2 separate regions of the Homo sapiens genome follow, and region 2 is linked to region 1. A link is an interaction called in ENCODE POLR2A ChIA-PET data of the cell type or tissue named here. Cell type or tissue: PC-9. All regions are shown on one strand. Each heading gives the region's core, and the rest is flanking DNA. Links, peaks and the distances in the headings are about the cores only.

The links. ChIA-PET counts read pairs that join two places held together with the same protein. Peaks named below come from ENCODE experiments on the same cell type or tissue, not always from the same donor. Only the 100,000 strongest peaks of a DNase experiment are listed, where the experiment ranks them.
Region 2: POLR2A ChIA-PET joins it to region 1 with 7 read pairs; 3 of 35 experiments call an interaction of 5 or more read pairs at or near these places.

The regions. Positions count from the first base shown.
Region 1 is chr5:112,408,799-112,415,620 of GRCh38, forward strand. The region is part of intron 1 of EPB41L4A (erythrocyte membrane protein band 4.1 like 4A); the gene reads right to left. Among named protein-coding and RNA genes, the nearest start is that of EPB41L4A, 7.1 kb to the right of the region's middle. In PC-9, for the core only: no CTCF peak of the experiment used is centred there; a DNase peak (open chromatin) is centred at 3,713.
Region 2 is chr5:112,500,331-112,507,152 of GRCh38, forward strand. No RefSeq gene overlaps it. Among named protein-coding and RNA genes, the nearest start is that of EPB41L4A-DT, 84 kb to the left of the region's middle. RefSeq lists an enhancer at 3,290-3,789. In PC-9, for the core only: no CTCF peak of the experiment used is centred there; a DNase peak (open chromatin) is centred at 3,621.

The DNA of each region.
Region 1 (6,822 bases), core at 864-5,863:
TCACACCCAATAGGATGATAATAAAAAAAGATTTATAACAAGCGCTGGTGAGAATGTGGAGAAATTAGAACCCTTATACATAATGATGAAGTCATGGTGGAAAACAGTTTGGAAGCTCCTCAAACTGTTAAACTTTATGACCCAGCAATTCCACTCTTAGGTATATACACAAGAGTAATTAAAGCATTATTAAATTAAATGAGAACATACATCTATACAAAAACTTGTACATGATTGTTCATATCAATACTATTTGTAATAGCCAAACAGTGTAAAGAACCCAAAAGACCATCGACTGATGAAAGAATAAATAAAATATAGTACATCCATACAATGGAATATTATTCAGCAATAAAATGACAAAGTACTGATATGTGCTACATTGTGAATGAATCTTGAAAACACTATTCCAAGTGAAGGAAAACAGTCACAAAAGATTACATATCATATGAATCCTTTTATATGAAATGTCCCGAATACACAAAACTATAGAGACAGAAAGATTAGTGGTTACACAGTGGTGGGGGCAGGGGATGGAAGGCTGGAAGGAAGTGAAGAGTGGTTTTCAGTTTCTTTCTGCAGGGACGAAAATCTTATAAAATTGATTGTGGTGATGGCTGCACAATTCCGTAAATATATGAACAACCACTGAATTGGACAATTTAAATGGGTAAGTTGTACAGTATACAATTTATATCTCAATAAAGCAGTTTTCAAAAATTAAATAAGAAATTGAGGAGTCAAGCAGTTATACCAAGAACACCTAGAAAACGGAAAGGAGAGAGATGCCTTCTCTTTCTCAGATTATGTCAACGTAAAGATACTTTTTCTTATTCAGATTAATTCAACATTTATTCATTGATGCCTACTACTCTTTAGGAACTAGGCTTGACTGGGAATCCCATAAAAAAGACCTAGTTCTCTCCCTCAAGGCTTTCCATCCCTACTAACAGCTGCTACCACTCACCGGGAAAGGAGCTAAGGGTTTCATGTATAGCATCCCATGATGAGGTGGACAGCCTTACCCTTATTACTGATGAGAAAGCCAACTCAAAGAGGGTAAGTGATTTGGCCATGTTCACAGCACTAACCAACAGGAGGGAGACTCGAAGCCAGATTTGTCTATGACAAAAGCCTATGCCCTCTTCACCTCACTGTATTCCTCCCAGGTCAAGGTGAGCAGGAAAGTACAAAAACTACTGCAATGAAATGCAGTCTGGATTAGGGTCAGAAGAGGGCCTCTCCAGCTCCGCATCAAGGAGAAGTCTTCACAAAAAAGTGAAACCTAGGCAGAACTCTCCTTCATGAGAGCTGATACATCACTCAAACAAAAGGAGGTGGGTGGGGCTTTCTACACACAGAAAAAGGTGAGAGGGAATGTGGAAAATTCAGAGACTAGGAAGCAGCTCCATCTGGCTAGAGTATCAGACAAGTATGAGGAGATGGTGGGAGAAAGAATAGAAAGGAGGTTGGGACTTGAAAATGACTGCCACTCGCAGCTAGGAATTTAACCCAAGCACAGAGGCTGACTAGACATTAAAGTATTCTAGGCAGGAGGCAAGAAAGAGCACTCTAGATGCAGGTGGTTAATGCTGGAAGCAGGGGCCTTGCAGGGATTAGGAGGCCCTGCAAATTGTCCAGCTGAGAACTGAGAAGGGCCTGAAGTGCAGCAGCAATGAAAACAGGGGAAAAGAAACAATTTGGAAGATGTTTAGGAGGTGGGAATTCCAAGACCTGGAAGGATGTGGAAACTTAAGGATCCTGACCCAAGAGGTAGACTGGACACTGATGGTGACAACAGTACCCACAACTCTCCTCCTTCCTTCCTGAGCCCCTCCCCCATGTAGCCACTGGCCTCAGGGAAACTGACCCCACTCCCACCCAGCTTCAGGAAAGACCCTTTATTCTTCTACAGGTGATCCCATTGCCCTTATCGCCCAAGAATGGCCATGAGACTCATTCTAGCTAAAAGACTCAAGGGAAGTCTGCTGGAGGACTTCAGGAGAAAGCCTTTCTCCTAGAAAAGACTGTCTCTATTACTATCCTACATATTGCCATATACAAATATCACCTCTTCATCTCTAGAATTTGGCCATTGCTACCACCTGAGGATGGCACTGGCTCCAAGATAGCAGAGCAAGGATGAAATGAGAGAAGCTGGGACCTTGATGTCACTGACCCGCCCTGAACCTCCTTTCCTTGCCCCTGGATTCCCTGATAGGTGAGCTAATAAACTTCCTCATGTTCAAGTAGTTTGCAATGGTATCTCCATAACTGGTGACCAAAGCATCTTTACTGATAGAGTGTGAGATCATTCATCAAACTTGGAAGCACAGGAAGATAAGCAGGTCTGGAGGAGGGTAGTGATGGCTGGCTTAGGCATCTAGTGCAGAATCTAGTAAGTGATCAGAATCCAGAAAATAAGGAAGTTGGGACTACAGGTACAGATGTGGAGTTTCAGCATTCTAGTGGTGGTTGAGGCAATGTGAGTAGATGCACAAATGGAACATGATACTATTTCTCCTACAGACAGATCTGACAAATATATATGAATATCAAATCACCACTGCTCTCCCACTTCTAACAACCACTCATACCCCTCGGAGAACCTGTGCAACCTTAGGCAGGGGTGGCAGAGATTCGATATCCCAAACTGAAATTCAGAAATAAATGTATTTGCAAATAATATATCATACATACTAATAGCTATCATTTATTGAGCACCTTTTATCCTATGTACCTAAAATTCTTTCCTCAAATTCTCACAGTCATCCTATGAGGCAGATATCATGCCCCTCAGCTTACAGATAAGGAAACTGGGGCTGGCAAAAAAAAAAAAAATCACTTGTCCAATCACAAAGCCAGTAATTACAAGGCAGACAAGGATTTGATTGAACACAGGACAGGGAGCAGGGAGGGGAAAGACTGATGGTGACCATACAGCACTCCCATTAGGAGGCTGGCCCAGGTGAAAGGGCCAAACTAAGTCAGGAGCAGCGAGGATGGCAGAGAAAAACCAATTTCGACAAGTCGCAATTAAGGCAGCAGAGGTTCCAAGCCTGCTTCTCAAACACAGGTCTGATGAAGGTCAAGGTGGAACCTGAGTGATTTAACAACTCAAATAGTCTCTCTGGGCTAGCTCAGCAACCTGACCCTCACTCACGGCCCCCACTGTTCTCTAAACAAAGCACTTTCTAACCAACCGCTGAAACATAGTCCCCCTCAAGATGAGGACTCCACATTACTAAATGCGCTTTCCCGAGGGCTCAGAAGGTGTCGTTCCTAAACAATACACTGCAGCACATGGTTCCCTCTGCAGTCTCGGTCCACCAATTCCTCCTTTGCCATCTGACCTTTTGGTTATTGTCTGTGTGAGCTATCGCTCAGCACTTCTCTGTTTTCCCTGCCTGTCCCCATCTCTCTTGTTCTAACTTCCTCTTGGCATGTCAATATCCTGTGCTGGAAAACAAACTTCTCACACATTTTGGAAGGGCTGCAGGCCCTTTATGTCTTCAGCGATCATTAAGACAGCCTCCGAAGGAACTATTCCAGACCTTGATGAATCTCTTTGCAAGAGTGTGTAGTTATAGAGAAAGGGATTCACAATACGCAGCATTAAGACATAATGACTATTTCACTTAAAAAAGAACACAGGAAATACATGCATGGCTCAGAGGACACAGGAATGCAATCACATTTTTTACAATGGTATAGACACTCTAAATTGTACTTACAAGGTTTTTGAGTCACAAAGTAAACTGACTGGTTCCTGAATTTAGCACACTGAGTCTATGCCCAGGACATGTGATAACAGGTGCCTGTTTAATCTTAACATATGAAACGTGGAAACAAAACTTATGGTGCAGAAACAAACGGTGGTTAGTCATCACAACCCAAAGCAGGATGACCAGGAGCAATATGCAGGAGCTTCAGATGTGATTAAAATTGTCAGAGATAAAGCTGAACCAAAGCAGTCAATCTCAGAGAGGCAGGAGCCGTAGATGCAGCCAGTTTGATCTCTGACTTGTCATGTTTACAACAGGCCTGCAGACAAACACACTTTGCATCAGAATGAAAAATATAATTTTTTCATAAAAACCCAATATTTAATGTATTTACACCATCTTTTCCAGTAAGCCTTAGAGCAGTGTCAGATTAGGTTTAAACAGCTTCAAGAGTAACACACAGGTGATTCAGCAAGATTAAAAATTACAGTGCTGGTTCACAATAGCATAAACCCCCACTGTGAAACCAACCAACATGGTTCTCAGTTTCAAGAATGGGAGACAAGGAAGAAAAGTCACTAAAGTATGAGGATCTATTTTCCATTTGGGAAATATGCTCTTCTTCGGAAAGACTCAGGTTGGAAGGGGAGCATTAAATTTAGAAGAGAAAGATTTGGTACTTACAAAATACAAAAACGGTGTGATTCATGTTTTCTGAAATAGCTGCTAGTCAGCTTTTCAATGTACTGCATGCATTCAGTCCACTGCACCGTCTCATTTTCTACCCATTATCAATACAAAAATTAGAGTATCTTGACAACAGATTTTTCACAGTGGGATTCACTTTATTCTAGGGTCTTTTCTAGTAAAAATAAAATAGCAAAGGAACTCCATTATCTAGAAGATTTTCAATACAGCCTATTCCAGCTGTAACACTCCACTCATTCTTCTATCAAATTATAGTTAATAAGCATCTACCACATGAAGTATACAGCTCTGACTCCTGGGGATCACAGGTAGCAGCTCACAGGCTGCTGGAGGAGACAGATGTGTCCAGAAATAATGCATGCAGTGTGACAGATGCTGTAACAGGGATGTGTGAGGCACAAATAGGCACCTACCTCCGCTTGGTCAGGCAGAAGTGAAGGCTGCCTAGCAGATGGGACACTTGATTCAAGGATGCTTCCGATAAGTATGTGTTTATGGAGAAACAAAATGGTACACCAATCAGCAGGAATCTCATGCATAAAGTCTCAAAACAATCTGGAATATTTGGGAAACCGTGAGCAGTTTCTGCATACCTAGAGGGCAAGTCACTTGGACTGGCAGGGCTAGATCAGGTAGGGTGCTAAGTCAAACAATGAAGCTTGGACTTTATCTCTAGGAAGGAATGAGCCACTACAACAAGGAGAAGAGGAGGAAAGGTGGAATAAAGTTAAAATTTGCTGGGTGCTTATCATGTGCAAGACAGCATGAATGTAGAAGGTGAATACTGTACATCATTTCTCTTCATTTTACAGATGGGGAAACTGAAACTCAGAAACGACTCGGCTAGTAAGTAATTAGCGGTGCCAAAATTTAAACCCAGGTAATCTGACTTTAGAGCCTATGCTTTTAATCACTGCAGGTATTGTTTTGTGTATAAAGATATGAAGCACGTGTAAAGATACTTGAATATGAAGCAAGATAAAGATAACATATTGTTTTCACTGAATATGAGGGTAAACAACTCACCATTCCAAAAGAGGGGGAAAAAAGAAAAAATAGAAGGCATCTAAAAGTTACCCCGCATTCAATATTGAAACTGTGCAACAAAGACATAAGAACAAAGGAAGCTGCTATCCTCTATGAGAGTGGTTCTCAACGGAGGGTGATTATGCCCATCAGGGAAGATCTGGCAACATCTGGGGAGATTTTTGGTTGTCATTATTGGAAAAGAGGTGCCACACATCTGGTGAGAGGAGGCAGGGAATGCTGCTAAGTATCCTACAAGGGACAGGATAAACTCCCACAGGGAGTTCAAGATAGTTCAAGCTTACCAATACAGAATTCAAGAACACACACAGTAACTGGACTGCAAAAAGTGTAGTTCACTATCAACCAAGAATACCAGAAGCACCTAGGGAGGGACAGCCAAAAGCTGTTGGAGGTAACCAACAATGCTTTCCCCCTTAAACAGTTATTAAATCACATTCAAGTCATGGATGATAAAAGGTATTTTTAATAATTTTTTTCAAGAAAAAGACTTCTTGTAAAATTGAGGGGCTATTTATACACAGTTCATCTTATGCGGCCACAACCTGGATATCACTTTTGAATTTTAGAAAACTGGATGTAGTTATGCAGGAGAGACACTTTCTAGCCCAGTCACATCTAATTTAATACCCAATCAAGACCACAGTGAATCTTACGTTTGTGTGTGATTACTTGCTTCTACCTACGTTTATATGGTTCCTGACTCTGTACCTTAAGTAGCTGATACCAAAAGATATGAGTATTCACATATAAACTTAATATAATTTGTGAAACTATTGCTTTTCATTTTTTCCCAATCTTCTGGGATATTTTATTTATTAGTCCAAATTGAATGAAAATTGTAATTTTTGGTAAGTGAGATGCATAAAATTTAAGCCCTCGCCTTATGCTTGTTTTCCTAGCTTATTAGGAAATTTCTAACCAAAAGCATCAAAACTGACTCACAGTATTCCCTCAGGAATCTCAGGATGATTGGGAAGTAACATTATTTAGTAGTTAATGGATGAACTATACACTTTAACTGGGCGAAATGTATGGTATACCTTAACAAAGCCATTTAAAAGAAGGTAATGGAATTTTCATCTTACTGCCATATTGGTTTCATTAGTTTAGTCAATACTCATAGGGAAAAATGAGCACCTAAACATTCATCATGCTACTCAGAGGATTAAAATCTTGCCAAAATGAAAATACTAATCTATTTCATATTTGTAGCAGCAATTTTGAGAATTAAATTTATAATCAAATCTTGTGACTTTTGTTTTCCTGAAAATGTTTTGCTAACCAAATGAAAAACTAGAAAAGCAGTCTGAGCCACATTCAAGTTTTGCTAAGAGAACAA
Region 2 (6,822 bases), core at 1,229-6,228, 92 kb after region 1:
TAGATAAATGGAATTATACAGTAATGTACTCTTTTTTCCTGGCTTATTTCACTAAGCATAATTATTTTGAGACTCATCCACATTGTACTATATATTGATAGTTCATTTCTTCATATTTTTTAGCAGTAATCCATTTTATGGATATATGACTATTTGGTTTTGCATTCACCCCTTGAAAAATATTTCCAGTTTAACTATATGCTGTGAATATTCATGTACAAGTCTTTTTATGAACATATTCTTTCATTTTCCTTGGGTAAATGTGTAGGATTGAGATGGCTGAATCATCTGATAGATATTATGTTTAACTTTTTAAGAAACTACCCTTATTTTCCCAAGTGGTCATACCACTTTATTTTGTATTTCTGTCAGCAGGATATGAGAGTACCAATTCCTTCACCTTCTTGCTAACATTTGGGGTGATCCATGTGTTAGCTCCTATGGATGGTGTAACAAACTACCATCAATTTGGTGGCTTAAAAGAATAGAAATATATTCTCTCACAGTTCTAGAGACCTGAGGTCCAAAATCAGTATCTGAAATCAAAGCATGAGTGGGGCCACACTCCCTCTGGCAGTTCTAAGGGAGAATCTGTTCCTTGGCTCTTCTGACTTCTGGTGGTTGCCATATTCCTTGGTTTGTGGCTGCATCACTCCAATCTCGGCTTCTGTAGTCACGTTGCCTCTTCTGCAGGTGAAATCTGCCTCTTCCTCTCTCTTGAAAACACTTGTTGATATAGACAGGAGGCAGCCAAGGATTCCCTGGCAAAACCCTGCCTTCAAGTCTAAAACAGCCTGAAGGCTGAAAAACCAGACTGCTAACCCTGGAGAATCTCCCACTGACCTGTGCACTGGGAGGACAGAGTGGGGCTTTGGGAAGTTCCTGCCATTTGCAATGGGGAGGACTCTGGCCCCTGCTGTTCCTGTGTGGTAACCTGGAATTTAGTCTATGAGATGGGGCCCTATTAATAGGAACTCCTATCGCTTTGTTGAGAGTCTTTTTCCTTTTTGCCCAATAAATTACATAACACCTCACCCCTCAAAGTGTCTGTGTCCCTATTCTTTCCTGGTTGTGTGACAAGAACCCAGTTTTTCTTACAACATTATGGTAGCATTTCAGGTCCATCCAGGTAATCTCACACTTAATCACATCTCCAAAGACCTTCCCCTCCTATTTTTTTGGGGAGAGGGGGGCATATAAGATAATAGTCAGAATCTATGAATTAGGACTTGGCTATCTTTGGGCAGGAGCCATTCTTCAGTCTACCATAGCCAGTCTTTTTAATTTTAGCCACTCTAACAGGTTTGTAGTGGTATCACATTGCTTTTAATTTGCATTTCCTCAGTGAGCTAACAAAGTTAACCTCTTTTTATGGGCTTATTTACCATCTGTATATCTTCTTTGTTGAAGTATGTGTTCAAATCTTTTGCCCATTTTTAAATTGGGTTGTTTGTTTTCTTATTTTTGAATTTTGAGAGTTCTTTATCTATCCTGCATTTAAGTTCTTTATCAGGTACATCATTTGTAATATTTCTTCTAGATTGTGTCTTGTCTTTTCATTCACTTAACAGTGCCTTCTTTGACAGCATTTCTTGATTTGTATCATCATTCATCCTTTTCACACTTTCTAGATTGAGCCCCTTAAGGGCATGGGCTACAAATTATTTCCTCTACACCTTCAGCACCCAGCATAATACCTGACACATAGGAGATACTCACTGAATGCTATTTTTTTCTTCTCACTTTACTGCTCTTCCCTTTCATAGGGTCATATTTAAAAACCAAATTTTTTTTATATTAATAGTAAGATATTTCAGTGTGCTCTAGTCTGCAGCTTATTTTATTTTACATTTATGGAGATATGATTCGCAAATGACAAAATTTACCCTTTTAAAGTATAAAATGTAGAGGTCGTTCCTATGTTTATAAAGTTGTGCCGCCATCACCACTATCAGAACATTTCATCATCCCCCCAAAAAATGCCATACCTAGAATTCATGCCCCATTCTTTTCTCCCCCATCTCTCCCACCAATTTGTTTTCTGTCTCTTATGGATTTGCCTATTTTGGACATTTCATATGAATGTAATTATACAATATATGGCATTTTTGTGTCTGGTTTAATTCTTTTAGAATAATATTTTCAAAGTTCATTCATGTTGTATCATGTATTAGTATTTCATTCCTTTTTATAGCTAAGTAATATTCTATTATATAGTTATACAGTCATGCATCACTTAACAGTGGGGACACATTCTGAGAAATGCATCGCTAGGCAATTTCACCACCATAGGAACATCAGAGTGTACTTATACTAACCTAGATGGGACAGTCTACTACACACCTAAGCTACATGGTATAGCCTATTGTTCCTAGGCTACAAACTGTATAGCATGTTACATTACTGAATACTGTAGGCAATTGTAACAAAATGGTAAATATCCATGTCAGGGTTCTGAGCCTAAGCTAAGCCATCATATTGCCTGTGACCTGCACTTATACATCCAGATGGCCCAAAGTAACTGAAGAATCACAAAAGAAGTGAAAATGGCCAGTTCCTGCCTTAACTGATGACATTCCACCATTGTGATTTGTTTCTGCTCCACCTTAACTGAGCAATTAACCTTGTGAAATTCCTTCTCCTGGCTCAGAAGCTCCCCCACTGAGCACCTTGTGACCCCCACCCCTGCCTACAAGAGAACAACCCCCTTTGACTATAATTTTCCACTACTTACCCAAATTCTATAAAACGGCCCCACCCCATCTCCCTTTGCTGACTCTCTTTTCACACTCAGCCCACCTGCACTCCAGTGAAATAAAAAGCCTTGTTGCTCACACAAAGCCTGTTTGGTGGTCTCTTCACACGGACATGCATGATAATCAGTATATCTAAACATGTTCAAATATAGAAAAGGTGCAGTTAAAATTTGGAATAAAAGATTTAAAAAGGGTACACCTGGGAGATTGCTGGCAAGATGGCCAAATACGAGCAGCTCCAGTCTACAACTCCCAGTGAGATCAATAAAGAAGGCAGGTAATTTCTGCATTTCCAACAGAGGTACCTGGTTCATCTCACTGGAACTGGTTAGACAGCGGGTGCAGCCCACAGAGGGCAAGCCAAAGGAGGGAGGGGCATCACCTCACGCGGGAAGCACAAGGGGTCGGGGAGCTCCCTCCCCTAGCCAAGGGAAGCCATGAGGGACTGTGCCATGAGGAACAGTGGACTCCAGCCCAGATACTACGCTTTTCCCACAGTCTTCTCAACTGCAGACCAGGAGATTCCCTTGGATGCCTACATCACCAGGGCCCTGGATTTCAAGCACAAAACTCGGTGGTCATTTGGGCAGACACGAAGCTAGCTGCAAGAGTTTTTTTTTTCACACCACAGTGGCGCCTGGAACACCAGCAAGACAGAACCGTTCACTCCCCTGAAAGGGGCTGAAGCCATTGAGCCAAGTGGTCTAGCTCAGCGGATCCCACCCCGACAGAGCCCAGCAAGCTAAGATCTGTTGACTTGAAATTCTTGCTGCCAGCACAGCAGTCTGAAGTTGACCTGAGATGCTTGAGCTTAGTTGGGGGAGGGGTGTCCACCATTACTGAGACTTGAGTAGCCAGTTTTCCCATCACAGTGTAAACAAAGCCACCAGGAAGTTCAAACTGGGCGGAGCCCACTGCAACTCAGTAAAGCTGATGTAGCTAGACTGCCTCTCTAGATTCCTCCTCTCCGGGCAGGGCATCTCTGAAAAAAAAGGAGCAGCAGCTCCAGTCAGGGACTTATACCCCCATCTCCCTGGAACAGAGCACCTGGGGGAAGGGGTGGCTGTGGGCGCAGCTTCAGCAGACTTAACGTCCCTTCCTGATGGCTCTGAAGAGAGCAGTAGATCTCTCAGCATAAAGTTCCAGCTCTGCTAATGGTCAGACTGCCTCTTCAAGTGGGTCCCTGACCCCCGTGTCTCCTGACGGAAAGACACATCCCAGCAGGGGGCAACAGACACCTCATATAGAAGAGCTCCAGCTGACATCTGGGGGGTGCACCTCTGAGATGAAGCTTCCAGAGGAAGGAACAGGCAGCAATCTTTGCTGTTCTGCAGCCTCTGCTGGTGATACCCAGGCAAACAGGGTCTGGAGTAGACCTCCAGCAAACCTGCAGCAGATGGCCCTGACTGGTAGAAGGAAAACTAACAAACAGAAAGGAGTAACATCAACAACAACAAAAAAGGACGTCCACTCAGAGACCCCATCCAAACATCACTAACATCAAAGACCAAAGGTAGATAAATCCACAAAGACAGGGAGAAACCAGCACAAAAAGGCAGAAATTCCAAAAACCAGAATGCCTCTTCTCTTCCAAAGGATCACAATTCCATACCAGCAAGGGAACAAAACTGGAAGGGGAATGAGTTTGACAAATTGACAGGAGTAGGCTTCAGAAGGTGGGTAATAACAAACTCTTCTGAGCTAAAGGAGCATGTTCTAACCCAATGCAAGGAAGATAAGAACCTTAAGAAAAGGTTAGAGGAATTGCTAACTAGAAAAGCCAATTTAGAGAAGAACATAAATGACCTGATGGAACTGAAAAATACAACACGAGAACTTCATGAAGCATACACGAGTATAAATAGCCAAATCGATCATGCTGAAGAAACAATATCAGAAATTGAATAACAACTTAATGAAATAAAGCATGAAGACAAGAATAGAGAAAAAAGAGTAAAAATGAATGAACAAAGCCTCTAACAAATATGGGACTATGTGAAAAGACCAAATCCACCTATGACTGGTGTACCTGAAAGTGACGGGGAGAATGGAAACAAGTTGGAAAACACGCTTCAGAATATTATCCAGGAGAACTTCTCCAACCTAGCAAGACAGGCCAACATTCAAATTCAGGAAATACTGAGAACACCATTAAGATACTCCTTGAGAAGAGCAAGCCCAAGACACATAATTATCAGATTCACCGAGGTTGAAATGAAGGAAAAAATGTTAAGGGTAGCAAGAGAGAAAGGTTGGGTTACCCACAAAGGGAAGCCGATCAGACTAACAGCAGATCTCTCTGCAGAAACCCTACAAGCCAGAAGACAGTGGGCCAATATTCAACATTCTTAAGGAAAAGAATTTTCAACCCAGAATTTCATGTCCAGCCAAAATAAGTTTCATAAGTGAAGGAGAAATAACATCCTTTAGAGACAAACAAACGCTGAGGAATTTTTGTCACAACCAAACCTGCCTTATAAGAGCTCCTGAAGGAAGCACTAAATATGAAAAGGAACAACCAGTACCAGCCACTGCAAAAACATACCAAAATGTAAAGACCATTGATACTATGAAGAGACTGAGTCAACTAACAGGCAAAATAACCAGCTAGCATCATAATGACAGGATCAAATTCACACATAACAATATTAACCTTAAATATAAACAAGCTAAATACCCCAATTAAAAAACACAGACTGGCAAATTTGATAGAGTCAAGACCCATTGGTGTGCTATGTTCAGTAGACCCATCTCATGTGCAAAGACACAAATAGGCTCAAAATAAAGGGATGGAGGAATATGTACCAAGAAAATGGAAAGCAAAAAAAAGCAGGGGTTGCAATCCTAGTCTCTGATAAAACAGACTTTAAACCAACAAAGATCAAAGAGACAAAGAAGGGCATTATATAATGGTAAAGGGATCAATGCAACAAGAAGAGCACCCAGATTCATAAAGCAAGTTCTTAGAGACCTACAAAGAGACTTAGATTCCAACACAATAATAGTGGGAGATTTTAACACCCCACTGTCAATATCAGAAACATCAACGGGACAGAAAATTAACAAGGATATTCAGGACTTAAACTCAGCTCTGGACCAAGCAGACCTAATAGACGTCTACAGAACTCTCCACCCCAAATCAACAGAATATACCTTCTTCTCAGCACCACATAGCACTTCTAAAATGGACCACATAATTGGAAGTAAAACACTCCTCAGGAAATGCAAAACAACGGAAATCATAACAGTTTCTCAGACCGCAGTGCAATCAAATGAGAATTCAGGATTATGAAACTCACTCAAAACTGCACAACTACATGGAATCTGAACAACCTGCTCATGAAGGATTACTGGCTAAATAACAAAATTAAGGCAGAAAGAAATAAGTTTTTTGAAACCAATGAGAACAAAGACACAACACACCAGAATCTCTGGGACACAGCTAAAGCAGTGTTTAGAGGAAAATTTATAGCACTAAATGCCCACAAGAGAAAGCAAAAAGATCTAAAATTTACACCCTAACATCACAATTAAAAGAACTAGAGAAGCAAGAGGAAACAAATTCAAAAGCTAGCAGAAGATAAGAAATAACAAAGATCAGAGCAGAACTGAAGGAGATAGAGACATGAAAAACCCTTCAAAAAATCAACAAATCCAGGAGCTATTTTTTTAAAGATCAACAAAATAGATAGACAGCTAGACAGATTAATAAAGAAGAAAAGAGAGAGGAGTCAAATCGATGCAATAAAAAATGATGAAGGGGATATCACCACTGATCCCACAGAAATACAAACTACCATCAGAGAATACTGTAAACAGCTCTACACAAATAAGCTGGAAAACCTAGAAGAAATGGATAAATTCCTGGATCCATACGCCCTCCCAAGTCTAAACCAGGAAGAGGTTGAATCCCTGAATAGACCAATAACAAGTTCTGAAATTGAGGCAGTAAATAATAGCTTACCAACAAAAAAAGCCCAGGACCAGATGGATTCACAGCTGAATTCTACCAGAGGTACAAAGAGGAGCTGGTACCATTTCTTCTGAAACTATTCCAAACAATAAA